Linked DNA regions of Homo sapiens: all the other regions are linked to region 1. A link is a loop called in an ENCODE intact Hi-C map of the cell type or tissue named here. Cell type or tissue: mammary epithelial cell. All regions are shown on one strand.

Region 1 (5,000 bases):
TGACCGGCCTGTGTCCCACGCCCACGGTCATTCTTATTGTGAATTTTTCTGTCTACACCTGTTATTTCTTTCCTTTCTTTACACCCACCAATCTTTATTTTCCTATCTAATCACCCCAAACTCTGCTTTCGGGCATCCCATTTATCCCACGCTTTCCTCACACAACCTCTGGGCCAGGACTCCTTTCTCTCAGAGTCCTGGGCCTCGCTCTTCACTTTTCCCACACTGACGCGATGGTCTTGCTTTCCTCTGCACGTCCTGGCAGCGACCTGCGAGTGCTCAGTCCCCTGCTGAGGAACCTCATGCAGGATGGTGCTCATAGCTGAAGGTGGAGAACCCAGGGCAGCCTGTCACTTACAACACAGCCAGACTCCCAAGAGTCAGCAAACCTGGCCTGGTGCGGTGACTCATGCCTGTAATCCCAGCCCTTTGGGAAGCCAAGGTGGGCGGATCACCTGAGGTCGGGAGTTCGAGACCAGTCTGGTAAACATGGTGAAACTCTGTCTGTACTAAAAAAAAAATACAAAAATTAGCAGGGCATGGTGGTGGAGGACTGTAATCCCAGCACTTTTACAGTACTGGGCGTGGGTGGTGGACGCCTGTAATCCTCAGCCTCCTAGCACCTGTAATCCTGGGAGGCTGAGGCAGGAGAATCACTTGAACCTAGGAGGTGGAGGGTGCAGTGAGCTGAGATTGCACCACTGTACTCCAGCATGGACGACAGAGCCAGACTACGTCTCAAAAAAAAAAAAAAAAAAAAGAGGAAGAGTCAGCAAACCAGGGACATTTTTTTCCTTGATGCCTCTACTCAGCCTGCTCCAGGATGGAGCCAACAGAACTCTTTGCTCCCTGCCTGCTGATCACTTTCCCCAAAATATGTGAACCAAGACACTGTTCCCAGGTGGTCCTGCCACCAGTCTGGCTGCAGCTCTCTCTTCCCCTCTTCCTCTCTCAGTGGTCAATCCCATTTCTGCCTTTGTTATATACAGCACCATTAGTTGACAGTCCTCCTCCTATAAGAGCAGATTTGAATGCAAATAACTACAATTCCCTGGGCTATTCTCTGACACTGGGGATCCTTAGATATACCTTGGGAGACACCAACTCAGAACGACTGAAATAGAACAAAAAATTGAAGCAGTTGCAATTTCACAACCTGGATGAGTGAATTGAGTAACCACCTCAAGCGAGAATCTGTGTGTGCACACACAACACAGCAGAGGACGATGCCCCTCGTAGAGTTGCAGTCTGTGGTTTAGAGAAACAGAAAATATAATCTGAAGGAAGGAGTCGAAAATGGCATTAGGAGACAGAAACAAAGAGGAGGGAGATGACACTTTGGCTGGGGAAATCAAGGGATGCTGGATGAAAGGAGGGTCATAGGCCTGGGGAAGAGGCCAATTGGGTTCAAATCCCAGCTTTGCCATGGACCAGCTCCAGGACCTCACTGTGCCTCGGTGCCCTTAACCACGTAGTGGAGGTAATCATACCTACCTCAGAAGATTGCTGTGAGAATTACATGAGAAAACACTCATAAAGCCCCCAGCACACGGCAAGTGTGGATTAAATGGAAGCTGTTGCTTCGCAAGTTTCATGGAGACCACATTTGATCTGGATATGGACATGTGCACAGGGAGGGTCCATGGCAGTATCAGGGACTCCCACAGGAAAGGGCTCTCAAAGGAGTAACAATCCCCTTCTTTTGTGCTGAGGAGGCTTAACGGTGCCAATCCTTAGTGGTACCAATTTTCAAAAACTTCTCTTTAAATGTAATAGGCCTTGGAATCAACTGCTAAAGAAAGCCACTAATTAAAAAAAAGGTAGGGCACACAGGCTTCCATTGTGGGAAGGACTATCCAAGTCTCATGGTCTAAAGGTACCCACCTGTAAGTGGGCAAACTACATTCAGGGGAAGTCTGGACAGACTTGCTCGGAGAGGGCATTTCTCCCCAAGGTGGCTAGGTGGCGATAGAAGCACGCTAAAGCAGCGACGATGTACCAATCCTGAGTCGGCCCTGCAGCTCTCAGGCTCCTGGTAGCAGGCATCCCCCACCCCACACACAGCCCACCAGCACCCCACATATCCCCACCGCCTTCCTCTCCTCTCATCCTGCCTTTCTGTCTTCAAATATTTCCTGAAAGACTAATATATCTCAGGCAAATACATGCACTAAGATGCAGAAATGTATGAAAAATTCTATAGAAATACCAAGCTTTACATTTAATATGAATGTTACGTTGTCACGTTTGAGAAATGCATATCTGTTAAGAAGTCTCATTAACACCCTAAAAGATCCCCTTAAAGCTTTTACCTACCAAACGCTGTTCAAAGTTGTTGGGACTATACTTGGTTTAAGAAAACACAACAAAACGTTTAACAGTAAGTATGGAAAGAGGACAGCTTTGCCAAAACACAGTCTTGAGTTCAACTCCTAGCTGCAATACCAACAGCAGTATGACCTCAGACAAGCTATCTGATCTCTCTGAGCCTCAGATTCTACAACTATAAAAGGTGATAGATCATTGCACGTATACGGATATGACATTTAGTAGGTGCCTGACAGACTGGAGTTTCTTGCACTGTGCTCTCTAGAGTAGGAAAAGCTCAGCATGTTGCTACCTGGGTAGAGAAAAGAGGGAAGTGTCTGAGCCAATGAGTAGAGACACTCTCTCTGCAGGCTCACCTGGGGAGAAACTGAGGGACTAAATGCACACAGCTCTGCACACATCAAACATCAGTTAAGCACCCCGAGCACTTGAAACTTTGGGGGAAAAGATAAAGGTAGTCTAAAATGTGCTTATTACCAAGCAAGAAGAGTTCAATCCAAGATTTTTCTTGAGTGCTTAATCTGGGTGAGGCCCAGGCCAGGCAAGAGAAGGATTATCACAAGCTGAGTGGGAAACTGTCCAGGTGGCGAAGCTTTGTGAGCAATGGTGTGATGCCTGGGCAAAGACAGAGTGGGGGCAGAGAGAGAGGAAATAGAATCGAGTCAGGAGAACTGTTCCCTTGTGTGCATGCCGTTATTAGTCATTTTTGTCAGCTGGTTTCTGGGTAATTGATGGCACAGGCTCAGAGTTGGTTGACGTGCACCGAGGGGGCACTCCTAGGGGAATCTGGGTCTGGATTGAGCCGCAGTGAATTTGACATGTAGTAAAGTACTCAGGAAATGCAGGTGCTCCAGAAGACCTCAGAAAGGGTTCATTTTAAGATTGTGAAGTTTGCTGTTAGAACAGAGCTGTGATGTGTAAGAATAAACTTGGACTTGTCCAGAGAGGGTTATTTCTCCCCAAGGTGGGCTCAGGACGCTTTGCTTGAGGGAAGGTCCAGTGTCACTATCTGTCACCCATGGGACTTTAGACAGGTAACTCATGACTTATAAAGCAGGGCTTGTGGTGGACAGAGTCCTAGGCCTTTCACCTGGTATACACGCCCTGGATAACCGCCTGCCGTGAGGGTGATGGGACCTGTGAATATGGTGGGACATCACAGCCATGATTATCTTTCATTGTATGGCCAAGGTGAAGGGATTCTGCCATTAGAGTATCCAATGAGTTGGTTCTGAGTTAATGAAGGGGAGGTTATCCTGGGTGGACCTGGCCTAGTCAGGTGAGTCTTTGAAAGAGGGTCCAGAAGTCACAGACAAATGGGAGTCAGGAATATTCTCCTGATGGCACTTATTTATTTATTTATTTAGAGATGGGGTCTCACTATGTTGCCCAGGCTGCTCTCAAACTCCTGATCTCAAACGACCCTTCTCCCTCAGCCTCCCAAAGTACTAGGACTGAAGAAGCAAACTGCCTTGCTGTGGAGAAAACCACACAGCAGAGAATGATAGGCAGCCTCTAGGAGCTTAGAGCAGCCCCAGCTGACAACCAGCAAGAAAGCAGGAACCTCAGTCCTATACCCGTCGGGAACGTTGGCTGCCATTGTAGCGGGGGCAAGCCATCTCTGGAGCCAGCCACTAGTGGGCTTGGACGAAGACTTCAGTGACATGAGATGAGATGAGATTACAGCCCAGCTGACACCTTGCTGGTGTCTCAGCCTTAAGAGACACTGAGCAAGGGACCCAGCTGAGCCATGCTGGACTCCTTGACCCATGGAAACCGTGAGATAATAAACGGGTCCTGTTTTAAGCCACCAGGTTTGTGATGATTTGTTACATAGCAATAGAAGGCTAAGACAGGACCTGTACTGCCTACTTTGCAGAGTTGTTTGAAGATTAGGAAAAAAGTATGTAAAGTACCTGGCACGTAGAAGACTACTAATAAATGGTAGCTTTAAGTCACGCAGTCCATAATGATCCAATTCCTTTTTTAGAGGGAATGTAAATTTCTTCCTTTTTTTTCTTTCTCGAGACAGAGTCTTGCACTGTCGCCCAGGCTGGAGTGCAGTGGCGTGATCATGGCTCACTGCAGCCTTTACCTCCCTGGCTCAAGTGATCCTCCCATCTCAGCTTCCCGAGTAGCTGGGACCACAGCATGCACTGCCATGCCTGGCTAATTTATGTATTTTCAGTAGAGACGAGGTTTCTCCATGTTGCTCAGGCTGGTCTTGAACTCCTGGGCTCAAGCAATCCTCCCATTTTGGTCTCCCAAAGTGCTGGGATTACAGGTGTGAGCTACCGCACATGGCCAAATCTTTTCTTTTCAGAATGAATCTTGTGAAATGCTGAGAATTGTTGAGAGGACTGAATGAGATCATATGTCTAACATGCTCTAGTGTGGAGTCTAGCACACAGTCAACAGTAGGTAAATAGTAATGATGAGGATGATGTTTGTAGTGGTTTTTATCCTGGTAAAAATGAGGCATGTATTGTAATAGACGTAGATCTTTTTTTTCCCCCTTAAAACCACTTTTGCCTTGCTTTACAAGTAGCATCTCTTGCAGAAGTTCCAGAGACTGTTACAGAATTATCCACTGTCTGAATAGAAATGAACCTTGGATATAATCTGGCCTAACTTCGCTTTTCAAATGAAAAAACAGTGAGTCTGAAGTCAGC
Region 2 (5,000 bases), 290 kb after region 1:
TCATGGTGGCATGTGCCCGTAATTCCAGCTACTCGGGAGGCTGAGGTGGGAGAGTCGCTTGAACCGAGGAGGCAGAGGTTGCAGTGAGCTGAGATCTCGCCACTGTACTCCAGCCTGGGTGATGGAGTGAGACTCCATCTCAGAAAAAGAAAAAAAAAAAGAGTCATCTCTCCTGCTACAGGACTTCCAAGTAAGAGTCCTCTGAAACATTCACGTGGGTAAAAAAATCTGTTTATCATTATCTAAGGCTAGAAGTACATGTTTTACACATAAACACAATACTTTTACATATAAAGCAGTATTTTTTAAGTTTTTAAAATATTTTTTAAAAGTTAATATAACTATTAATTGACAAATCATAATTATCATAATTACATTGACAGAGTACACCGTGTTGTTTTGATATATGTATACTAAAGCAGTATGTTTTTAGGGTTGTTTTACCATCAACTGAATTTTTTTTTAGGAATGAAACCACAGTAGAAATCAAGACTGGGCTGGGCACAGTGGCTCACGCCTATAATCCCAGCACTTTGGGAGGCCGAGGGCAGTGGATCATTTGAGGTCAGGAGTTTGAGACCAGCCTGCCTAACATAGCGAAACCCCATCTCTACTGAAAATACAACAAATTAGCCGGATGTGGTGGCACATGCCTGTAATTCCAGCTACTCGGGAGGGTGAGGCAGGAGAATCACTTGAACCCAGGAGGTGGAGGTTGCAGTGAGCCGAGATCGCACCACTGCACTGGGTGAGAAAGGGAGAGTCTGTTTCAAAACAACACAAAGAAAATAAAAATAAAATAAAGACTGCATTTTATTTGGAGATTTTCAATGCATTTTTTATCTTTGATCATTGCATTGAGGGAGTGCCACTCAAGGGACTGGAGTCATGAATAGAACCCACCTGTATTTGTCCGTGTTTTAGCAGTTGCTTCTATGTAGAGCATCTGACTACTTCATTATATATTTTGTAGTATATATGTACCTAAGCTTTATATATTGAAATAGATATTATTTTGTTATAAGTTGGTTTCTTATTATTTCTTTTTTGTATTACCATTAGAGAAGTATATCAGTTTTTAAAAATATACGGTTAGGGGAGTGACAACCACAAGTAGTGATTCTCATTTCAAGAAATTAAATGGCTACAAAACTGGTGTCCAGAATATATAAAGAACCCTTGCAACTCAGCAATAAAAAGACAAGTAACACAATTTTAAAATGTTCAAAGGATTTGAATAGACATTTCTTCAAAGAAGATATATAAATCACCAATGAGCATATGAAAATGTACTCAACTTCATTGGTCATTAGAGAAATGCAAATAGAAGTCACACCCATTAGGATGGCTAAAATAAAAAAAGATGAACAATAACAAATGTTGGCAAGTATGTGGAAAAATTAGAACCCTCATACACTGTGGATGGGAATGTAAAATGGTGCAGACACTTTGGAAAGTTGGCTATTCCTCAGAGATTTACCATATGACACAGCAATTCTACTCTTAGGTGTATACCCAAGACAATTAAAAAGATATATACAGGCCGGGCGCGGTGGCTCAGGCCTGTGGTCCCAGCACTTTGGGAGGCCGAGGCGGGTGGATCGCGGGGTCAGAAGATCGAGGCCGTCCTGGCTGATACGGTGGAACCCCGTCTCTACTAAGAGTACGAAAAATTAGCCGGGCGTGGTGGGGGGCGCCTGTGGTCCCAGCTACTTGGGAGGCTGAGGCAGGAGAATGGCGTGAACCTGGCGGGCGGAGCTTGCAGTGAGCCGGGATTGCGCCACTGCACTCCACCCTGGGCGACGGAGCGAGACTCCGTCTCAAAAAAAAAAAAAAAAAGATATATACACAGAAAAACTTGTACATAGATGTTCATAGTAGTATTCCAATACACATGCCCATCAGTAGATGAATGGATAAGCAAAACGTGGTATATTAATAAATGAAATATTATCCAGCCACAAAAAGCAATGAAGTACTGATACATGATCCAATATGGATGGACCTTGAAAACTATACTAAATGAAAGAAACCAGCCACAAAAGGCCACATAGTACATGATTACATTTGTATAAAATGTCCAGAATTAGCAATTCCATAAAGACAGAAAGTAGATTAGTAGTTGCCAAGGGCTGAGGGAAGGAGGAATGGGAGTGACTGCTGCTAATGGGTACAGGGTTTCTTTTTGGGGTGAGAAAAGTGTTCTGGAATTACATAATGATGATAGTTGTATAACTTTGTGAATATACTAAGACACACTGAATTGTATCTTTTAAAAAGTTAAATTTTATGGTACGTGAATGATACCTCATTAAAATAGTTACATGAGAAAAAAAGGCAAAATACAGGGTATAATTCAAGAATTTTAATTTTTAAATATAAAGTATTTATAGCCAAATTTGATTTACTTTTAAAATATGTCTTATTAAATAGTTTAATAAAAGCAAAACTGTTCTAGCAAAAAAAAAAAAGAAATTAAATGGCATTTGTAAAAAAAAAAAAAAAAAAAGCAGGTGGGGCTCTGGGGCTGGCAGGGTTGAGAAAGAGACAGCTCCTGCCCCGAGAGAGCCGCGATGTCCCGGAGGGTGCCCCCTTGTGGTGGCTTTTGGGATGGCACCCTTCCCCACTGGGATAAAATAGAATCTATTATGGAATGGTCAGCCCCACGGTGATGGGTGTATGTATAATTTAAAACAGCCTCCAGGTGGTTCTAAGAATCTTCTTTCATCAGAGGAGGCAGAATTCCCTTATACAACCTTTTGGCATGTTTGCTACATGTTTGCAACCTTTTGGCATATTGCCTTGAAATTGAACATTTGAACTCTTTTTCTCTTAAAACATAACTGCTAAACTTTCAAAAATTATCCTGGGATTCTAAGCTTGTTGCACAGGAAAAATACGTTGTTATGTAAGGAAAACTAATCAAAGTTCTCTACCTTTCCTGGTCAGCAGCATGTGTTTCCAAAAAATTTAAGAGAAATTAATGGGTTAATTGAGAACATTCTACATCTCACCATGTTTGCTCTTATCATAATTCACCATTGCTGATTTCTCTACCTACAGAGTTGCTGAACCTGGCTTGATTTTCCCATAGAACTGAAGCCTGAGGAACTTATATTTGTTTTGTCTGAGTTTCTTTCTCGGGAAACCAACCATCAGGGCTCCCAGATAGTATCAGGGAACTGAAACTTTTCAGATGATGGCATCCAGTCATGAGATGCACCTGCTGCCTGTTGACCAATTCCTCTTCTTTACCTCTCTCTAACCCCCTGCTATATAAACCCCTAACTTTAGATAGTTAGGGAGATAGATTTGAGACTGGTCTCCCATGTCCCAGCTGATGTCACCTGCATTAAAGCCTTTCTTCCCCAGCAATACTCATCATCTCAGTGATTGGCTTTCTCTACAGTGACAACTGGACCTGGCCCGAACCCCTGGCATCTGGCAACATTATTACCTGTCGAAACAGAAGTAGAGATTTGAAATAGAGGATGCCTGTTCCCATTTCCTCCTGCTGTCTGGAAGGAAGTCTGGCTTTCCAGCCCAACTCTAAGCTCATCTTTACATACAAAATAAGGGTATGTTTACATGGAAAGCAAAAATAGAACCATGGATTTACAGAAGGTTCCATAGCAGCAAATAACAGTGCTTATGAAATAAACATTTTAAATATTATTCCTGTGTAAAATTATTGTCAGGCATACTTTACCAATGAAGAGATAGAACAATGTGGGTTCTATGCCTGGACACAATGATTTGTTTAGTGACCTTGCACAAAATAGGCTCAGTCTTCCTGGGCCTTAGAGGCCTTGTCTATAAAATTAAGGAGTGGAATTTAAATAAGCTTTAATATTATTCCCAGCTTTATGAATCTGAGTAAGGTTGACTTAAAAGTGTTATTTTTATTACTTTTTACATTACTTTTTTTTTGAAATGGAGTTTCGCTCTTGTCGCCCGGGCTGGAGTGCAGTGTCATGATATTGGCCCATTGCATCCTCCGCCCCCTAGGTTCAAGTGATTCTCCTGCCTCAGCCTCCTGAGTAGCTGGGATTACAGGTGCGCGCCACCATGCCTGGCTAATTTTTTGTATTTTTAGTAGAGACAGGGTTTCTCCACGTTGGCCAGGCTGGTCTCAAACTCCTGACCTCAGGTGATCCACCCCCCCTCAGCCTCCCAAAGTGCTGGGATTACAGGCGTGAGCCACTGTGCCCCACCCTTTTTACATTACTTTTAATGGCAAAAACCACAATTGCTTTTGCACCAACCTAATAATTCTCAGTATGGCATTATTCACAACAAACTTTAGGTCGCCTGTGTTCAGCCATTTTTGTGTCACCATAAAGAAATAACCTGAGGCTGGGTAATTTATAAAGATAAGAGGTTTAATTGGCTTATGGTTCTGCAGGCTACGCCAGCCTGGCTCCGGCATCTGCTTCTGGTGAGGGCCTCAGGGAGCTTCCAATAACGCTTTAAGGTGACAGGGAGCAGGCGCCACGTGGTGAGCGTGGGAACAAGAGTTGGGGGAGGTGCCACACACTTCTAAATAACCAGATCTCGTGTGAACTCAGAGCGAGAACTCACTCATCACTGAGGGAATGGTGCTAAGCCACGCATGAAGAATCCCCCCCCATGATCCAAACACCCCCCCCCAGGCCCACTTCCAACACTGGAGGTCACCATTTAATGTGACATTTGGAGGGGACGAAACATCTAAACCATATCATCACCTCTGTTCATTCTCAGACAAAATATACTCAAAGGATGTTAACTAATCTTAATAGAATAGCATAATTAGGAAGGTTAATATGATGGAATTAATATAACAGATGTTGGTGAGCCAAAAAAGCAAACTCAGTTGCCTCCCACTCTACCCTCACAACACAATTCTGATGCCAAATGTGCAGGGATTTTTCCCCAGCAAACAAGCAATTAATTCTGCAGTGGACATCAGCTGGGTGTCCTCTAGTTCAATTCAATTCTGACACTGTCCACCTAGAGAT
Region 3 (5,000 bases), 510 kb after region 1:
AATATTGAATTTTTAAAAATTAATCCAAAAAATCCAGTCATCATAATATCTATCTGTGGATAACTGTAGAGTTATTGTTGATCTCAAGTTATTCTTCAGATTCTCTGCTAGAAGTCTCAAGCTTATTCCAAGTGTTTCAAGACGTTACTATACTATTCATTTTAAATTATTTGATAAAGATTACTAGATTTTCTCCAGGATACATAGCAGTCATAATTAACAAACCCAGCTGTCACTCAAACTGGAACACATCAAATCAAAAGGCCACAGAGCATGTTTGCAGACAGGGCTGTGCATTTCTCCCTGAAAGCAAGATAAGGCCAGGCAAAAGGGAGCCCTATAAATATTGCATCCTAGAACACTGACATTGACCTACACTGTTTGACAGAAACATTAAAACACGGAAGGACGAGATCTGACACATCCTACAGAAATGTCTTTTCCCAAAGGTAGCCAGGCTTCAAGCCTTGAGAATTGTTGAAAATTCTGAAAGGTCTCATATCTATTGTTACCGTTTCCTTGTCACATGGAAAAGGCTAGACAGCTCTTTCTCCTGGCCTAGCCAGTAAATTGGTTGCGTAGGACCACGGATAGATGAACATATTATTCCTTAAGCTACAGAGATTTCCCAGAGCTCAAGTTCTTGTCAGTTCTCAAGCCTGCCCTCCTCTTTACCTGTTCTTTCTGTCTTATTCACTCCCGCGACTCAGGAGAGCAGCGCAAACGCTGACACGGTGCGGTGGGAAGGAATGGATTTTATTGATTACAAACAAGGACTTGTCCCAAGCCGCATTTTAGGTGCTGATAGACTGAGGAAGGCCTGGTGCAGTCCTCTTCCTTGTAGCTGATACTGTGCAGAACCACGAGATGGCTCTGTAGCCACAGCAAAGCTTGTGAAGTTCCAGGGACGTTTTCTATGAGGGTATCTGCAACTGGCGGCCAAGATTCACCAGGCCTCCTGGTTATGATCTGGAGGCAGGCGTGCTGCTTCTCTGATTCTTTCATGGTTCCTTAATTTGTTGCTAGGTGACTTTTAGTGTTGGATACTAACACTATAGAAAAGTACATCCGTAAACATATTTACACAGTTGTTCCGAACATCACCATTTTTTTTCCTTACAAACTTTGTGTAAACAGGAGGAAAATAAGCTGTGCTTAAAATCATGGAACAATTTTTGTCAAATCCCCAAGAAGACATTTCCCAATGCAATTTTCAAAATGGGTTGGTGTCTGCTATTAACAGGCAAGAAGCACACTGTTCCTTATGCCTGATTCAATTGAAAAGCACTTAATTCAAGATCTCAAGGGCAAAGGTAATTGATGGGGGCTCAGGTAGCTCTCCGTTTTCACTCATGGAAAACAGCGTTTTCCGGAACAAACTTAGTGCAGTGCTTCGGTAATATAAGCAGTCCTCTTTGTGTACACATTTGGCAAAGATACCTTCCTCCAGCGTCGCAGCAGTGAGGTCTCACACACGTGCACTTGGTCCTGGGGGTGGGCGAGGGGGCGACAGAGTTAGCAGAGCATGAAGCATGCCCCGAGGGAGCTTTGGGACCGGGGTGGGAGTGGGGGGGTCACCTCTTCAAGTAGTGAGACATGAGAAGTTCTGCAAGGCCCCGACCTACCTTCCCCACCACTCTGCCGGGTACCGCGTTCCTCTGCAGGAAGCTGGGAGCACATCAGACTCGCAAATAGCAGTAATAAAAAAGCAAGATTAGTAATCTGATGAATAGACTTATGGCCTGGGCTGAAGATGGACAGTGACATGCTGAAAACTCCCCCATTTGATTATAGTGTGCAGACAGGGTGGAAAACCACTGGATTAATGAGCTCACAGGAGAGAAGGCGCTGGAGTAAGAGACACACCTGTTGCCCTCCCCTCCACACACACACACTTAGCACCTGGAGGAATTATTTCAAAAACTGTCCTATAGCACCTTAGAGCCTCTGAAAGACACAGAGGATGAGGATTTGTAATAGCGGCTGGGGTCATCAGAGACAGGGCAAGGTAACTTCTAAATGAAGCGCTGGACCCCTACCAGCCCTGCATGTGGTGCAAAGGAGAGAGAAAGGAAGCCAGGAGTCGGGCTCTGTAATGTGCCAGGTGTCTGCATTTATGCCATTTCATTTCATCACACCACCATCCTGCGAGGTGAGATTAACCCGTTACAGATGAAAATACTGAGTGTCACAGTGATTGTCTGCTTTGCCCAGCATCATACAGGAAAGAAGTAAAATGGTGAGGATTCTGCGCCATAGACAGCAAGCCAGGATGAAGGGAGGCCTGGAAAACAGACGAGGAGCAACTGAGATTGGCACCGGCAAGGGCTCCAGAGTCCAGCAGCAGCCAGACCCAAGCTGCACCGCCCCAGACGCGACTTGACCTGGGAGACCAGCGAGACCCACCATGCCTCACACCCACAGCCGAGATCCTATTATCATCACTCCCGCTTGCGGATGAAGAAACTGGGGCTCAGAGAGGCTAGGTAACTCTCCCAAGACCTCACAGCAAGAGTGCAGCAGGGGTGTGGCCCTGGCACCTGATCATGCTCCCTCCCGCCCTTCCCATTCTGTGCTCTCCTCTTTGAAGACCTTCCACCTGCCCCTGGAAGCTTTGCTTTGTGCACCATCTCGGCATCCTCTGCATCCTCCGCCTCCTCCTAGAGCACTCCCTCCGCCCCTCCACCTGCTGGCTATGCCTGGAACTGCACTCTGCGAGGACCTCCTTTAACCTGCAATCCCAGGACAGCAGGGTCCGCATTCTCCTGCTCTCCAGACCTGTAGCTGAGGAGTTATGTTGACCCTATTCAAAAACCTCTGCGCACAGCATTTGCCTTCGATGGTCACTGTCCCTTGCCAACTCCCCCTCCCAAACATCTATGGAAGACTTGTGTCCCTGAGCTCCTCACCACACACTCTGCCTATCACAAGTCCCACATCACCTGAAACAATGACAAGCCAGCTCTCCAGCTCCCCATCTCCCAAGGCCCTGATCCCCATTGGCCTGGATCTGCACTCCATGTCAGCCACCCACCCCATCCTGGTCCTTCCTCACACTCAGGCGACTCCAGCTCTGAGCATCCCAAATGCCACTGCTCCGTCTCAGATCTTGTCACCCGGTGGTTCTCCAACTCTAGGGTACATCAGAATCTCCCAGAGGGCCCCGCCCCCAAAAGGTCTAATTCAGCAGGTCTGGGGTGGGACTCATGAATTTGCATTTCCAAGAAATATGCAGTGCTGCTGCTGCAGCTACTGCGGGACCACCCTTAAGAAGTGCTGCTTTGAGCTGAAGCTCAGCCCGGACTGCTTACTCCAATCACCTGGAGGGCTTTAGAAGCCAGCAAGGTCCCAACTCCACCCTAGTCTAATTAAATCGGAATCGCTGGAGTTGGGCACGCCTAGAGTTTTTCAGAGCTCCCCGGGAGCTCTGATGCACAGCCAGGATGGAGGCCTGCTGCTCTGAGGATCTCCTCCCCCTCTGTTTCTTCCCCCTACCTCTGATTCTTCAATCTCTCTCTGATCAATACCCTCAGTGTCCCTGCCTTGCTTAGCAAAATCACAATCCTAGGTCAATCCACCTTCCTGCTGCTTCCACTGCTGAACCTGGGCTGCTGAACACACACAGCGGACAGATTGGGACTGTTATAAGTGTGGAGTTTCCAGCTTCTGTTGAGCACTTAACGCTGCTCAACCACCCTGTGATGACTCCCTCACCACCTCCCTACAGGCTCATCGGCCACGGGCCTGGGGCCAGACACACCCCAACCAGGTCACAGCACCTCTGAGCCTCAGTTGTCCCACCTGTCAAAGGCAAGGACAACCGCCAGGTGGAGGATGTTGCAAGGATGAGACAGAATCCTGTATGTGAGGAGTTCATCAATGGTCTTGTTACTGTTTTGTTATTTGTTATTATTTTTTTAGTTGATAAAACATTGCATATGTGTATGGTGTATGACATGTCATTTTGAAATATGCACATATTGTGGAATGGCTAAAGAAAGCTAATTAACATCAGCATCATCTCACATACATCTTTTTTTGTGTGTAGTGAGAACATTTAACAATCTACTGTCGGCGATTTTCAAGTTTATGATACATGTTGTTAACTGCGGTCGTCATGTTGTACAATAGACCTGGAACTTACTCCTCCTGTCTCACTGAAAGGTGAGTCCTTGAGCAGTCTTGTTATTATTGTTTTGGTGCTTGTCACTTACTCCCAGAGGATGTTCCCACTACCAACTGCACAAATAGCCAGGAACCCCTCAATTTCTGGTTTGTCTACCTCCCATGTTTGTGAAAGCATCGGGGAAATAGTCTCTCCATTCTTCATTCCTGCCTAGGTCTATTAAATGGAAAACTTACCCTTCAAGTCCAGAACCTAGGAAGAGCCTTTCTATCCCTCTCTCCATCTCCTCCCTCACTTCCACCAGTGGGTAAGTGTGGGAGAAGGAAGGCAACGGGGCCCAGCCTTCTTCTCACTCTCTCTTTGGCATCCCCAGGAAGGCGAATAGCCCTCCTTGGCCACACGTAGTAAGTGGTTTCCTCTAGCACAAGATGCTGTGATCTGCGGTGTGTCCTGTGTCCTGGTGGGAAATTGAGTGCTGGAGCCAGGAGGGTGCGTGGGCTGGGGTGGAGAGAAGAGTGAGAGGAAAGGCCCTGGGTCCAGAGGAGAAGCCAGCTCTCTCAGCAGCTTCTGATCAGAAATCAGGCTGCTAGATTTCTGGCTCCTTCTTTCTTAGGTTCTAAAGGTGGAGGGAAGAAACATAGGGGTGTGATTAGTTATCTTCTCCAGACTCCCAAGAAGTTGCATTTCCTGGTACCCTCTCTAAGCCTAAGTTTTCCATCTGTGCCTGAGATCCCAACCCCTCTCACGACCCTAGGGACAAATCACCCCCTCCCCCAAATGCATCTTCATCCTCTCCCTTTCCCCAGGCTCTTTCTCTAAACAGACACACATGCACACACACACACATGCACACACACACACGCACATCTTTTCC
Region 4 (5,000 bases), 330 kb after region 1:
GCTGGGATTACAGGCACATGACACCATGTCTAGTTAATTTTTTTGTTTTTTTAGTAAAGACGGGGTTTCACCATGTTGGCCAAGCTAGTTTCTGATCCAAGTGATCTGCCCACTTTGGCCTCCCAAAGGAATCATTCTTATTATGCCAATCAATCATTTAGACCACAATCTAAAGGAACACTCTATGGGAAGATGCTGCAAACAGTTGTCCGGTAAAACACAAAGTCACATATTCATTGGATTGAGTTTAACTTGAGCCTTTGATTCTTGGAATGGCTCCTAGCAATGGTGTTGGCATCTGCTACTCTCTTCCAATGACTGTCTAGGGAAGCCCAGCTGCCAAGGAAGGAGGCTGAGCATACTACAGCTTCCTGCAACAACACGGGTGACTCCCACAAACATCGTGCTGAGCAAAAGAAGCCGACCTGAAAGAGCGCTCCATGTATGGTTCATTTCTGTCAAGTTCACAACCCAGCAACCTAATCCAGGGGGTTAGAAGGGCGTGCAAGGGCACTCTTGAGGTTCTGATCCTTTTCTTGTCCCGGGCGTGAATACAGTCATCGTGAGGAAAATTTATCAGTTGAACAACTCATGATTTGTGTTCTTTTCTTTATGTATGTTATACTGCAACGACAGCTTACCAATACAAAACAGAACCAAACCAAAACCCCCCAGAGGAACTCGCCCTTGAGAAGCCCTGGTTCCCCCAGCCCAGAGGACCCTGGGCCCCTGGGAGCCACAGCTGGCTTCCCTGATTGTTCCCCACTAAGAGGCCAGGAGAGAACTGTCTTTTTCTCAACTCTTATTTCTTACCACCTGCCCCTGCTCACCCCACAAAGGCCTCTCCAAGCATACCCTCTGCCTAATCTCCATTGCCCAGGAGAGAACTGGAGCAAAGTTAGTATCCTTTCCTGACTCCCTAAACCTAATCATTACTTGCCTATCATCAGATAGCAAGAGAAATCATGCTCTCTTCTAGCTGGTGTTAGTTAGATCCCAACTCTATGGTATCCTTGCCCAGGCTATCTACGTACAGAATTCATTAGAGCATCTACTCGATTCTCCCTCTTTTTCCTTTGCAGAGACTTTTTGATACTCCCTGCTTTTTTGCTGCTGACACTGCACTTGAGAGTGCTGAATCTTCTTCTTCTTCTTCTTTTTTTTTTTTTGAGACGGGGTCTTGCTCTGTTGCCCAGGTTGGAGTGCAGTGGTGCGATCTTGGCTCACTGCAACTCCACCTCGCGGGTTCAAGTGATTCTCCTGCCTCAGCCTTCCAAGTAGCTGGGACTACAGGTGGCTGCCACCCCACCAGCTAATTTTTGTATTTTTTGTAGAGACACGGTTTCACTGTGTTGGCCAAGCAGGTCTCGAACCTCTGACCTCAGGTGATCTGCCCTCCTTGGCTTCCCAAAGAGCTGGGATTACAGGCATGAGCCACCATGCCTGGCTGAGTCTTCTTTAAACACTTTCCCAATCTTGTGAGGACAGTGCCACTTTGTGGAAAGTGGCCCTTGGCTACCCCTGTCTTTTGTGGATTCCTTATCTACGACCCTCCCTGCTGTGTCACTGACAGACCCCCCACTCCTGTCCTCAGCAGGTCCTGTGATATATGCCAAGGTCACGAGTCACAATCTTTGAGTGTAGTCCATGACTAAAGTTTAAAAAGCAAATGCCAAGTAGATTTAGTGAATAAAATACAGTTTTGTCTTCCTTAAATGGCACCTAGAAAAAAAAAGCAAACAATAAATGTTATCAAAAGAGTTACCTTTAAAAATTATTGTACACTGTCTACATTTAACATTTCTTTGTGCTTAAAATTCTTCAGCCTTCTAATTAGGGAAATTCCCCTGAGTTCCAACTGAATTCATTGTGTCTGTTCAAATTGCAGCTAAAATGTAGGGCATAATTTTTAAAATTTACATTCCTCTTCTAAATTATACCACATCCACATATTCAAAGGATCTATTTTAATTATGTATGTTTTTTAAAATAATAAAGATTCTAATTTAGAAATAATTGTACAACGTATAAATGATAGTCTAACCTGAATTTTTTATCATTCGTGCTCTGCCTCCTCCTAGTGGAAATTTTGTATAATTGCACCAACTCCTCAGCGATTATTATAACACCAGGATTATTTAGAGTCCATATAGTTTCCCAAGAGATTTGAGGTGGCTTAATGAACATACACACTATAAAAAAGTAAACTAAATAAGTTGAAATGCAGGTTTACAGTGTATTCACTAAAGGTAATAATGGATTCCATGAGAGGTTTCCTAAAGTTGTTTCATTTTGGATGAAGGCATGACACCAAGTCAGAAGACAATTCCTGGAGTCAAGACCATGGGTTTCTTCATGCAGCTGTGTCTGAGCTGTCTTGACCTGGGAAATAATGCTAAAAGAAAAGAACAGAGAGTATGACTTTCAAACTATGCTCCACGGGATTTTCGATAAAGTTGAGCAGCAGGTATTTGAAGCTGGTATTCAATTTCAACAGCTTGGAGTGTGGGCAATTTGTGTAGCTGATTAAGAGCAATCCGTATGTTTTAAAAGCACCAAACAGATGGTAGGACTGCTGTCATTTCTGGTGGAAAATTAAGAACCTAATGAAAATGCTAGATTCACGAGATGACCAGCCGGGTCTTAGTATTCAATTTATTCACAATCACTTGATACTTCCATTGGCTTTTGTCAAATAGGCTGTGGTAAGTTATTTTGGGATCAGTCATGGGGGGAAAGAGAAGGAAACTGACAAAGCAACAGATATTTAAAAGAGCAGGGACTATGTTAGTAACCTTCATTTTGCTATCTCCCTTATTGTCACAACAATTCTATCAACCTACCTCACAAAGCCAAGTGGGGTTAGGACTTTGCTGAAAGAAAGATTTCTCCCTGTTTTCTTCTAGAGGATTTTTAGCTTTAGGTGTCATGCTTAGGTCTATGATCTTTTTTGTAGAGAGTGCAAGGCGTAGATTGAGGTACATTTTTTTTACATATGAATATCTAATTGTTCCAGCTATTCACTGAAAAATCTATCCTTTCTCCATTGAATTGCCTCTTTCCAAACTTGTTGAAAGTCAATTCACCATATATGTATGACTCTATTCTGTTCCAGTCATCTGTATGTCTATCCTTTCTTCTCCACTATTTTTTTTCTTTTCTTTCTTTCTTTCTTTCTTTCTTTCTTTCTTTCTTTCTTTCTTTCTTTCTTTCTTTTTTTTTTTTTGAGACAGGGTCTCACTGTGTTGCTCAGACTGGTCTTGAACTCCAGGCCATCCTTCTGCCTCAACCTCCTGAGTAGCTGGGACTACATGCACGCACCACCATCCCTGGCTTATCCCTTATGCCTTGATTACTGTCGATTTATAGTTAAGTCTTGAAATTAGATAGTGTGGATCTTCCAACTTTGTTGTTCTTCAAAATTGCTTTAGCCTTTCTAGTTTATTTGTTTTTATATATAAAGTTTAGAATTAGCTTGTTGATTTCTACAAAAAATCCTGTAGGGATTTTGATTGGATTGGTGTATCTCTCTCCACTTGTTTAGGTCTTTGATTTTTTTAATCAGAATTTTGTAGTCTTCAGCGTGTAGATCTTACATATATAATTTGTTGTGTGTGTAGGTGTGTGCGTGCTGTTTAAATAGTACTTTGAAAAAATCCAACCTTCAAGTGTTTATTGATAGTAAATAAAAATACAATTAATTTTTGTATGTTGACCTTGTATCCTGTGACCTAGCTAAACGCACTTATTAGTTCTAACAGCTTTGCTGTAAATTCTTTGTGAATTTCTATGCAGACAATCATGCGAATAGTTTTATTTGTTTTATTTATTTGTTTCCGTTAATTTCTTCTTCTTGCCTTATTGCAGGCTATAAACTTTAGTATGATGCTTAACTTTTTAAAAAAATCCTTGTATTGTTCCTATTCTTAGAGTTAAGACAAGTCTTCCACCATCAAGGATAAGGCTAGCTGTTGTTTTGTAGGTAACATTTACCAGGTTGAGAAAGTTCCCTATGTTTTTTTTTTTTTAAATAGCTTTGGCAGTTTGTGTTCTTTAGGAAATTTGTCCATTTAATCTAAGTTGTTAAATTTATAGGCTTAGGATAGTTTGTGCTGTTTCCTTATTATTATTTATTATTATTATTTTTTGAGACAGAGTCTTACTCTGTTGCCAGGCTGGGGTGCAGTGGTGCAATCTCAGCTCACTGCAACCTCTGACTCCCTGGTTCAAGCTATTCTCCTGTCTCAGCCTCCCGAGTAGCTGGGATTACAGGCATGTGGCACCACGCCCAGCTAATTTTTGAGAGATGGGGTTTCACCATGTTGGTCAGGATGGTCTGGATCTCCTGACCTCATGATCTGCCCGCCTCGGCCTCCCAAAGTGCTGGGATTACAGGCATGAGCCACTGCAACTGGCCTCCTTATTATTCTTCAGTGCCTGTAATGATTTCTCCTCTTCCATTTCAGTTATGGATAATCGTCTTCTCTCTGTATTTCTTGGTGAGTGTGGCTAGAGGCTTATCGGTTGTGTTAATTTCGCTGGGCATGATGGTTCACACCTGTAACAAGCATTTTGGGAGGCCGAGGTGGGAGGATCACTTGAGGCCAGGAGTTCAAGACCAGCCTGGGCAACCCACTGAGACTCCTTCTCAATAAATAAATAAATAAATAAATAAAAATAATTTTTTTTGAAGTTCAAGTTTTATTTAATAAATTAAAATACATTATTCAATTTTAATTAATTTAAAATTTTTTTATTATACTTTAAGTTCTGGGGTACATGTGTAGAATGTGCAGATTTGTTACACAGGTATACACATGCCATGGCGGTTTGCTGCACCCATCAACCCCTCATCTACATTAGGTATGTCTCCTAAATGCTACCCCTCCCCTAGCTCGCCACCCTGTGGCAGGCCCTGGTGTTTGATGTTCCCACCCCTGTGTTTATGTGTTCTCATTGTTCAACTCCCACTTATGAGTGAGAACACGTGGTGTTTGGTT
Region 5 (5,000 bases), 1.8 Mb after region 1:
CGGGCAGATCACCTAAGGTCAGGAATTCGAGACAAGCCTGACCAACATGGTGAAACCCTGTCTCTTCTAAAAATACAAAATTAACTGGGCGTGGTGGTGCATGCCTATAATCCCAGCTACTCTGGAGGCTGAGGCAAGAGAAGCTCTTGAACCTGGGAGGCGGAGGTTGTAGTGAGCCAAGATCGAGCCATTGCACTCCAGCCTGGGCAACAAATGAAACTCCATCTCAAGGAAAAAAAAAAAAAATATATATATATATATATATAGAAATCATCAGCTTTTGTGCCAGTCTCCTCCATTAGAGTATAAATACATTTCTTAAGGCTGGAGCTAAATCTTATTCATCATCATTTGTTCTCCTTGAGCCTAGGATGTTGCCTCATATGTGGTACCTATTCAATGAGCCCTGGTTTCTCCCCACTGTATCCTCTTATTTATGAATCAAACCTACTCTATTTTGAGAGGCTTACTGACTCTCTATCCTACTATGTGACCCATATGACCAGAAACATAAATAAAATTGCCTTGCTTGTCAACTGGTATCAGACTTCTATTTATCCAGAATTACACTGCTGACATTATTCATTCAGGGAAAGAGAACCTACAAGCAAGGCCATTTCATCTCTTTGAAATCCGAATGTCAATAGCTCTTGCCTGTCACCGAACAAGATACAGAAATTACAGGACTGGTACAACTCTAAGAAAACACTGAGTCTACTTTTGCTGGCCAGCTGCATTTTATTAAATCATCTCAGCAAATTCAAATTTAGCTTTTTAAAAAGCTACTTCTAGAAAGACAGTCATTTTGTTATTTTGCATATTTTCCTCTCAGGAAATCCATTTACTGGGCTAACCCTAGCCTTCAGGTATCAGTTTTCCTTGCATCTTCTTGTTTGTCTTCAATGGAGCTGGGTAACCAGTGAAGGCTTTTATAGTCCTGTTCGTTCAGTCCTAATCCATCAAAGTACACTTCATGCTTTACAGCACTAAAGGAAAGGCGAAATAAAGAGATGCTTTGATTAAAAGTCGAGAGAGTAATTAAATACCAATTCAGCCTTCTGCATATTAAGTTTATATCAGAAAGCAAGGTCATGAATTTAAGAGCAATGAGATTCTATATAATATCTGCATAACAAAGTAGCAGAGCTTTATTAAAGATCAAGTCTCTTTTTAAGAAGTTTTAAATTATTGTGACATTTCAGGATAATAAATTGATAAATGGCTAAAAACAAAAAAAAGCAAGAAGAGACACTAAGTTCAGTCAAGTGAAATATCTGAGATCCAGGCCTCTCTGATAAAAAGTTTAAAATATGCATAGTGTGTATATAACTTATCTGTTTAATAAATTATAAATTTGAATCTTATTTAAAACTCCCCAAACTACTTACTACTGTTTTAATTTCAGATTTGGTCTAGACTATCTTAACAAAAATAAATTTTTCCTCTTCATTGAATTGGTGAGGAAAAGTTAAAAAGAGTTGAGCCCTAGAGTAAGAGGAATTCCAAATTCAGTTTAAAATCCTTGGTTAAGAGTTGGCCTTTGTCCACATACATCTGAGCCACTGGGGCATGTTTTCCAGCTTCTTTCTCACAGTGGATTCTGAGGGAGCCCAGTCTTGGCTACAGTCTGTCTCACTGGGAACTCCCCTGTGCATGCGGAAAAATGTTGGTAGCATACATATCTGTGCCACTGGGGCAGGCTTGCCCACCAGTCTCCAACAGCAAACTCTGAAGGGGCCCATTCTCAACTCCAGCCCCTGTCACGGCAGTCAGGGAATGGTTCCACCTATCCAGGGATATGCCAGGAAGTTTGCTCCTGTCTGGGCCAATGGGACAGGCTTCTATACTTGTTTCCTGGCCAGCCTTCCCACAAAGGCTGATTACCCTCCTTAAGTCTTCCCCAGGTCCATCCAAACCGGGATACTGCAACAACCAACCTTGGAGTCTTTGTGAGACTTGTAGTAGGCCTGGGCTTATGGCTCCCTCTAGTGCTTAAATGGCTGCAGGTGTCACAGGCTCTGACAACAGTCAATCCACTTAGGTTTCTAGACAGGCTCACTGAAGAAGGATGGGCACAAATAAAGCCAGACTGCAAAGACGTGAATAAATACCTAACTCTTGAATGCACAGACATCAACGTACATCTACAATTATCAAGAACAGTCAGGAAATTGTGACCTTAACTAATGGACTAAGCAAGGCACAGTGATAGAATGTAAAGAGATGGAGATGTTTAATCTGACAGACAAGAAATTCAAAATAGCCATGTTAAGGAACTCACTAACTTCAAGAAAACACAGAAAAACAATTCAGAAATTCATCAGATAAATTTAACAGATACATTAAATAATAAAAAAAACCAGAAACTCTGGAGCTGAAAAACTACAATGAATGAAGGGAAAAAAGCCAACCAAGAGCAACAAAAGCAGAAGTGATAAAGTAGAAGAAAGAATCAATGAGCTTGAAGACAGGCTATTTAAACATATACAGTCATAAGAGAAAGAAGAAAAATAAATGAAAAAGAAAAACTCAAACTTATACAATCTGTGGAATCACATCAAAAAAGCAAATATTTAGGTTATTGGAGTTCAAGAAGAAGGAGAGAAAGACAAAAGGGTAGGAAGCTTATTCAAAGAAATAATTAAAAAAAAAAAAAGGGCTGGGCGCAGTGGCTTATGCCTGTAATCCTAGCACTTTGGGAGGCCGAGGCAGACAGATCACGAGGTCAGGAGATCGAGACCATCCTGGCTAACACGGTGAAACCCCGTCTCTACTAAAAATACAAAAAAATTAGCCAGGCATGGTGGTAGGCGCCTATAGTCCCAGCTACTTGGGAGGTTGAGGCAGGAGAATGGCATGAACCCAGGAGGCGGAGCTTGCAGTGAGCTGAGATTGCACCACTGCACTCCAGCCTGGGTGACAGAGCGAGACTCCTTCTCGGAAAAAAAAAAAAAAAAAAAGGCTTGGTGCAGTGGCTCACACCTGTAATCCCAGCACTTTGGGAGGCCTAGATGGGTGGATCACAAGGTCAAGAGATTGAGACCTTCCTGGCCAACATGGTGAAACTCCGTCTCTACTAAAAATACAAAAATTAGCTGGGCATGGTGGCACACGACTGGAGTCCCAGCTACTCGGGAGGCTGAGGTAGGAAAATCACTTGAACCCAGGAGGTGGAGGTTGCATTGAGCCAAGATTGCGCCATTGCACTCCAGCTTGGTGACAGAGCGAGACTCCGTAAAAAACAAACAACCAAAAAAGAAAAAAAAAAAAAAAAAAAAACCTTTTCAAACCTGAAGAAAGATATAAATATCCATGTAGAAAAGTCACCAATCAGGCCGGGCATGGTGGCTCACGCCTGTTATCCCAACAATTTGGGATGCCAAGGCATGTGGATCACCTGAGGTCAGGAGTTTGAGATCAGCCTGGCCAACGTGGTGAAACCCTGTCTCTACTAAAAATACAAAATATTAGCTGGGTGTGGTGATGGGTGCTTGTAATCCCCACTACTTAGGAGGCTGAGGCAGGAGAATCACTTGAACCCAGGAGGAGGAGGTTGCAGTGAGCCAAGATTGCACCATTTCACTCCAGCCTGGGCAACAGAGTGAAATTCCATCTCAAAAAAAAAAAAAAAAGAAAAAGAAAAAAATCACCAGTCAAATTCAACCCAAGACATAGCATCAAACACTCAAAGGTCAAAAAGAGAGGATTCTGAAAGCAGCAAGAGAAAATAAGAAAATAGTATATAAGGTAATTCCAATATGCCTGGCAGTAGACTTCCCCGCAGACACCTTGCAGGCCAGAAGGGAGCAGGAAAATATAGAGTGCTGAAGGGAAAACAAAAACAAAAACAAAAACAAAAACATTTAAGCAAGAATACTGTACCCACCAAGGCTATCCTTCAGAATTGAAGGAGAAATAAAGGCCTATTCAGACAAACAAAAAGCTAAGGAAATTCATCACTACCAGACCTGTCTTGCAAGAAATGCTGTAGGAAGTTCTTCAAACTGGAAAAAAAGGATGCTAATGTGTAACAAAAATAAATCTGGACGTATAAAACTCACTGTTAGAAGTAAATATGCAGACAAATTCAGAATACTCCAATATTGTAATCATGGTGTATAAATCACCTATCTCTTTAGTATGAGGACTAAAAGACAAAATGGTTAAAAATCATAATAACTGTAATAAATTGTTAAAAGATAGACAAAACAAAAAGATATAAACTGTGACAGCAAAATTCAAAGTGCAGAGGGAAATGAAGTTGCCATACATGGTTTGCTTTTTATTTATTTTCTTTGAGATCACAGTTAAGTTTTTATCAGTTTAAAATAATGTTTATAACTATAGGATGTTTACTGTAAAGCTCATGATAACCACAAAGGAAAAACCTATAATAGATAGGCTAAAAATTAAAAGCAAGAATCAAAACACACTACTAGAGAAAATCATTTAACCACAAAGGAAGACAGTGAGAAGAAGAAACAATGAAATGACAAGGATACATACAAAAAAGAAACTGCAAGCCAACATCCTTGAAGAACATAGATGCAAACATCCTCAACAAAATACTAGGAAACAAAAATCAACAACACATTAAAAATATTCTTTGTTATGATCTAGTGGGATTTATCTCAGGGATGCAAGGAAGTGGGATTTATCTCAGGGATGCAAGGATGATTCTACAGACGCAAGTCGACAAATATGATACACCACATTAACCAAATGAAGAAGAAAGCCATATGATTCTCTCAACAATCACAAAAAATTTTTTTTGAAAACATTCAACATGTCTTCATGATAAAACCTTCAACAAATTAGGTATGGAAGGAATGTACCTCAACACAACAAATGCCATACATGATAAAACCACAGCTAACATCGTACCTAACCTGAAAAAGTTGAAAGCCTTTCCTCTAAGATCTGGAACTCCACAAGGATGCTCACTGTCACCATTTCTATTCAATATTATGCGGGAATTCTTAGCCAGAACAAGCAGTCAA
Region 6 (5,000 bases), 150 kb after region 1:
GAGACTGTCTCTAAAAATAAATAAAACAAGGTAATCAAAGGTTTTGTTTTACAGATAGACACATACCATTACCAATGAATGGATAAATAAAATGTGATATATCTACACAGTGGAATATTATGCAGCCTTATGGAATGAATGATACATGTTACAACATGGATGTGATAATGGCAGGAGGCAGGCAAATGCCTAGGCAGATGGGGCAGGTCCCTGGTGAAATCCCACCTCCAAGCCAAAGACAGTTAAAGCCTGAAAGTCAAGCTAAAAGTCAAATCCATGAACCGGATTGAGAACCTGTCTTCCCATTTGGTGTGCTTTCCTTTGATTGATCCCCACCTTTCACCTATTTTACATATACCTACCCTTTCCTAATTGGTTTTCTACACTGTCATGCCCACCTTTGAGCAGTGTCTTCATTTTGATATTTTTTGCATACTCACAAACCAGTCAGCACACACTCCCTATTCTGAGCCCATAAAAGTCCCAGACCCAGCCACACTGAGAGAGGAACCACCTAACCATGGAGGTGGAGGACCACCCCCATGGCCCCTCTCTGCTGAGAGCTGTTCCATCACTCAATAAAATTATTCTCTGCCCTCCTTACCCTTCAAATTGTCAGTGTATCTTTATTCTTCTTGGATGTGGGACAAGAGTTCAGGAACTGCCAAACATGGGTATAAGCTATAACACAGGTGGGCTTAGTGGGTGGGGTACCTCCAGTGGCAGGCCCGGGGTTGAATGAGACACGGGCAGCAGGGGGGCATCTCTGGCCATGGAGGTCCCTGGTTGGCAAAGTGGCTGAGAAAAATCCTGTGTCAGATGAACCTTGATAACTTTATGCTAACTGAGGCTGGGCACAGTGGCTCACGCCTTAATCCCAGCACTTTCGGAGGCCAAGGCGGGTGGATCACGAGGTCAGGAGTTCAAGACCAGCCTGGCCAAGATGGTGAAACCCCGTCTCTACTAAAAATACAAAAAATTAGCTGGGCGTGGTGGCAGGCACCTGTAATCCCAGCTACTCAGGAGGCTGAGGCAGGGGAACCGCTTGAACTCAGAGGGCAGAGGTTGCAGTGAGCCAAGATCGCACCACTGCACTCCAGCCTGGGCAACATAGTGAGACTCCAACTCAAAAACAAAAAACAAAAAACAAAACTTTATGCTAATTGAAAGAAGCCAGACACAAAAAGCCACATGATACATGATTCCATTTACATGAACTATCCTGAATAGGCAAATCCATGGAGACAGAATTAGATGAGTGGGTGCCAGGGGCTGGGTGCAGTGACTGCTTAATGCATATGGGGTTTCCTTTCAGGTGATGACAATATTCTGTAAGTAGATAGTGGTAGTGACTGCACAACATTGTGAATATACTAAATGCCACTGAATTGTACACTTTGAAATGGCAAGAATGATAAATGTTACGGGTATTTTACCACAGTTTAAAACAGTGAACTGGAAAATAGAAAATGGTAGTTGTACTTCTTAGTTGCTTTTTAAACAAAATAAATAAGCATAACTCTATCATGCTTAATAAAGTGCAGAGATCTAATGTACAACATAAGGACTATAGCTAATAATATTGTATTTGGGATTTTTGCTAAAAGAGTAAATTTTAGGTGCTCTTGCCATAGCTATGTGAGATGTTAATATGTTAATTGCCTTGACTATAGTAGTCATTTTACTCTGTATATGCATATCAAAACATCATGTACACCTTAAATATATACAATTAAAAACAAATTAAATTTAAAAAATAAGGAGTTTGTAAACATTACATTCATTGTATAGGAACAAAAAGGGTGAAACAAATGTATTACATAAGAATTACAGGCCATTCTACAGGAAAAAAGGTTGAAGCAAATGTGTTTAAGAAATAGAATTACGATGTACACAGATATAAAAAATAGATGCATAATACTGAAAACGCTGACATGTTACCTCCTGATAAGAAGAGAGGGTGAAATGTGGCCACTATTGCCCAATTTGGCTGCAGTTGGACAAGAAATGTCTCTGGGCTGGTGGTGCTGGCTGTTACCCAGGAGGCAGGGCACGCCTGACGTGTGGTCTGTGGCTATGTTTGAGGAATCTTCTGCTGCTTTCTTTAGGGCATAAAAGCAACTGGCACATTCATGGCAGCTCATGAAGCCATTCCCTTCAGGCAGCTGCTCCCCTTTCACACCATGTGTGACCCACATAGCAGCCTTGGCATTCATCTGGACAGTGGTGTGGAAAATGATTTCATCCTACTGTCTTGCCTGGCCTTTAACAGTTGGAGTGCTTCCACCCTAGACTTAAGAATACACATGTCCAACTTTTAGAAAATAAGATGTGAGAAGAAGTTCCCAGACGGCTTTTCAAGGCACTGGTGCTGCCAGATGTGGCTTTTTTGATGAAAGTTCTGCTCCCAGCCTGGTTTCTGCATCACTGCCCAATGCGACCTGTGTCTATTACTGCCCCTCACACCTCTGCTCCTCCCACCTCCCACTTGCTTCTCCTCCTGCACATTGGAATGCTTCCCGTACTGCCAAGCCTAACTCAAGCCCTACTGTACTTAGAATTTCTACCACACCATTTTTCATTTTATTGTTATTGTGCCTGGGAATGTTATCTCTTCCAACCAGTTGGCAAGTTCTGTGGTGCTCAGAGCTTTTTCCTTGCAATTTTGGGGTGTCCCACAGTGGTATACGCCTTTACTGCCTTTCTGACGCCCTCTATTCTAATCGTACCCTGCTTTTCCTTTGCTGGGTCTTCCCGTCACCACGATTGGCTCAGAGCCAGACATGAGACTTAATCCCTACCAAATGAGAATCATCGGTCCTGGGCTTTCACTGGAGCTCCTGGTAAGAGATCCCCTTTCTCTAGGAGTTGCTAAACTAATAGCAGCAGCTAGGGACCATTGTTGCCAATTTTTGTGATGCTTGTCTGAGTATAAAGCCATACAGAGTAGACAGAGTTAGGAGACTGAGCAAAGTCCTGATGGCACGGTTTGAGGCTCTCAGTCGTGACAGCCACAACTTCCCTTCTTGTTGGTGGCTGGTTGCTTCCAATTGAAGGAATACCAATGTACCTCTCAGCATTTGCAATCTGCACAGAATAGGCAATGAATATTTACTGACCTGCTGATTGTTTGTTTGCAGGTATATCTAGAGTGATAAAGTGAAATATTTATATTTTGCATTTATTGGAAGTTTTTATTGGCCAGGCACGGTGGCTTATGCCTGTAATCCCCGCACTTTGGGAGGCCGAGGCAGACAGATCCTCTGAGGTCGGGAGTTCGAGACCAGCCTGACCAACATGGAGAAACCCCATCTCTACTAAAAATACAAAATTAGCTGGGCGTGGTGGCACATGCCTGTAATCCCAGCTACTTGGGAGGCTGAGGCAGGAGAATCTCTTGAACCCAGAAGGCGGAGGTTGTGGTGAACTGAGATCACGCCATTGCACTCCAGTTGGGGCAACAAGAACGAAACTCCATCTCAAAAAAAAGTTTTTAAGCTGGGCATGGTGGCTCACGCCTGTAATCCCAGCACTTTGGGAGGCGGAGGCAGGTGGATCACGAGGTCAGGAGATCAAGACTATCCTGGCTAACAGAGTGAAACCCCGTCTCTACTAAAAAAAAAAAAATACAAAAAATTAGCTGGGCGTGGTGGCTGGCGCCTGTAGTCCCAGCTACTCGGGAGGCTGAGGCAGGAGAATGGCGTGAACCCGGGAGGCGGAGCTTGCAGTGAGCCGAGATGGCGCCACTGCACTCCAGCCTGGGCAACAGAGTGAGACTCCACCTCAAAAAAAAAAAAAAGTTTTTATTGTGGTAAAATCTATAGGCCATTTATCATTTTAACCATTTTTAAGTGTACAACTCAGTGGCATCAAGTATATTCACTGTGCACCATCACCACTGCCCATTTCCAGGACTCTTTCATCATCCTGAACTGACACTGTGTACCCATTACACACCAATTCCCCATTCCCTCCTCAACCCTTGATAACCACTGTTTTCCTTTCTCTCTTTGACTCTGACTACTCTTGATATATAAACGAGATACATGGAACCAAACAATAATTGCCATTTTGTGGTTGGCTTATTTCACTTAGAATAATGTCCTCAAGGTTCATCCATGTTGTAGTACGTCAGAATTTACCTTTTTTAGGGCTGAATAGTATCCCTTTATATGTATATACCACATTTTGTTGATCCATTCATCTGTCAATGGACAACTGAAGTGTTTCCACCTTTTGGCTATTATGAATAATGCTGCTATGAACATAGGTGTGCAAACACCTGTTTGAGTCCCTACTTTTGGTCCTTTTGGGTGTATACCCAGAAGTGGAATCCCTGGATCCTATGGTAATTTTATGTTTAACTTTTTGAGGAAGTCATACTGTCTTCCACAGCAGCTGGGCCATTTTACTTTCCCACCAACAGTGCTCAAGGGTTCCAATTTCTCCACATCCTTGCCAACACTTGTTGGTTTTTATTTTTTGAAAATATTTCAGTTTAAGGATGAAGCTGTGGTAATGCTAGGATAGCCTATTACATTAGCAGCTCATCTATATAAGAAGAAAATTGTTGGGTTAATGAAGCACTAAATGAAATACTAAAGCCAGAAGCTTCAGCCTGAAATCATTCTTTTTGGGCTCTTCAGTAGCATCACTTCTTTCTACTCCACCAAACACTGAGAGGCGGGCTCATCTCAGGATCAGAGATGGAAAGGCCTCTTCTAGAGTTATTGGCCACTCCCTCTCTCCTAATGAGCAGAGCGGGCAGAGAGGCCGGGCACACTCTGACTTGTAGGTAACCAGTTTCCTCACATCCCTGCCCACACCACAGTTTTGGCTTTTCAACAATAAAGCTGTCTCTCTATCCTAGGACTCTCTTACGGGGAACAGTAAAACTGCAACATGATCACGTACCCAAAGAGTGCATTCCCAGCAAGATATATTAGCAGCTGTTGCCTCTTTACATGATCTCCTCTCTCCCTCATTCCCCTAGCTATGGA

The links. Hi-C counts contacts between places; a loop is a spot of excess contacts. Peaks named below come from ENCODE experiments on the same cell type or tissue, not always from the same donor. Only the 100,000 strongest peaks of a DNase experiment are listed, where the experiment ranks them.
Region 2: it touches region 1 in a loop (5-fold over the local background); 99 of 110 quality-filtered maps call a loop at or near these places.
Region 3: a loop joins it to region 1, with 27 times the contacts of the local background. A loop is called at or near these places in 21 of 110 quality-filtered maps.
Region 4: it touches region 1 in a loop (9-fold over the local background); 87 of 110 quality-filtered maps call a loop at or near these places.
Region 5: a loop joins it to region 1, with 9 times the contacts of the local background. A loop is called at or near these places in 2 of 110 quality-filtered maps.
Region 6: a loop joins it to region 1, with 2.4 times the contacts of the local background. A loop is called at or near these places in 6 of 110 quality-filtered maps.

Annotation. Positions count from the first base shown.
Region 1 is chr18:8,985,416-8,990,415 of GRCh38, reverse strand. No RefSeq gene overlaps it. Among named protein-coding and RNA genes, the nearest start is that of NDUFV2, 110 kb to the left of the region's middle. RefSeq lists enhancers at 1-180, 1,171-1,280. In mammary epithelial cell, a CTCF peak has its summit at 1,953; a DNase peak (open chromatin) is centred at 2,955; H3K27ac peaks cover 1,663 bases.
Region 2 is chr18:8,694,531-8,699,530 of GRCh38, reverse strand. It overlaps GACAT2 (gastric cancer associated transcript 2), which reads left to right. Exons shown (of 2, transcript NR_120598.1): 2 at 3,410-3,675. Among named protein-coding and RNA genes, the nearest start is that of MTCL1, 8.5 kb to the left of the region's middle. In mammary epithelial cell, a CTCF peak has its summit at 2,596 (motif pointing left); no DNase peak of the experiment used is centred here.
Region 3 is chr18:8,476,547-8,481,546 of GRCh38, reverse strand. No RefSeq gene overlaps it. Among named protein-coding and RNA genes, the nearest start is that of RAB12, 130 kb to the left of the region's middle. In mammary epithelial cell, CTCF peaks have their summits at 871 (motif pointing right) and 2,694 (motif pointing left); no DNase peak of the experiment used is centred here.
Region 4 is chr18:8,651,772-8,656,771 of GRCh38, reverse strand. No RefSeq gene overlaps it. Among named protein-coding and RNA genes, the nearest start is that of RAB12-AS1, 18 kb to the right of the region's middle. In mammary epithelial cell, CTCF peaks have their summits at 1,534 and 2,086 (motif pointing left); no DNase peak of the experiment used is centred here.
Region 5 is chr18:7,218,584-7,223,583 of GRCh38, reverse strand. No RefSeq gene overlaps it. Among named protein-coding and RNA genes, the nearest start is that of LRRC30, 10 kb to the left of the region's middle. In mammary epithelial cell, a CTCF peak has its summit at 1,986 (motif pointing left); a DNase peak (open chromatin) is centred at 1,973.
Region 6 is chr18:8,832,843-8,837,842 of GRCh38, reverse strand. No RefSeq gene overlaps it. Among named protein-coding and RNA genes, the nearest start is that of GACAT2, 130 kb to the right of the region's middle. In mammary epithelial cell, no CTCF peak of the experiment used is centred here; a DNase peak (open chromatin) is centred at 2,032.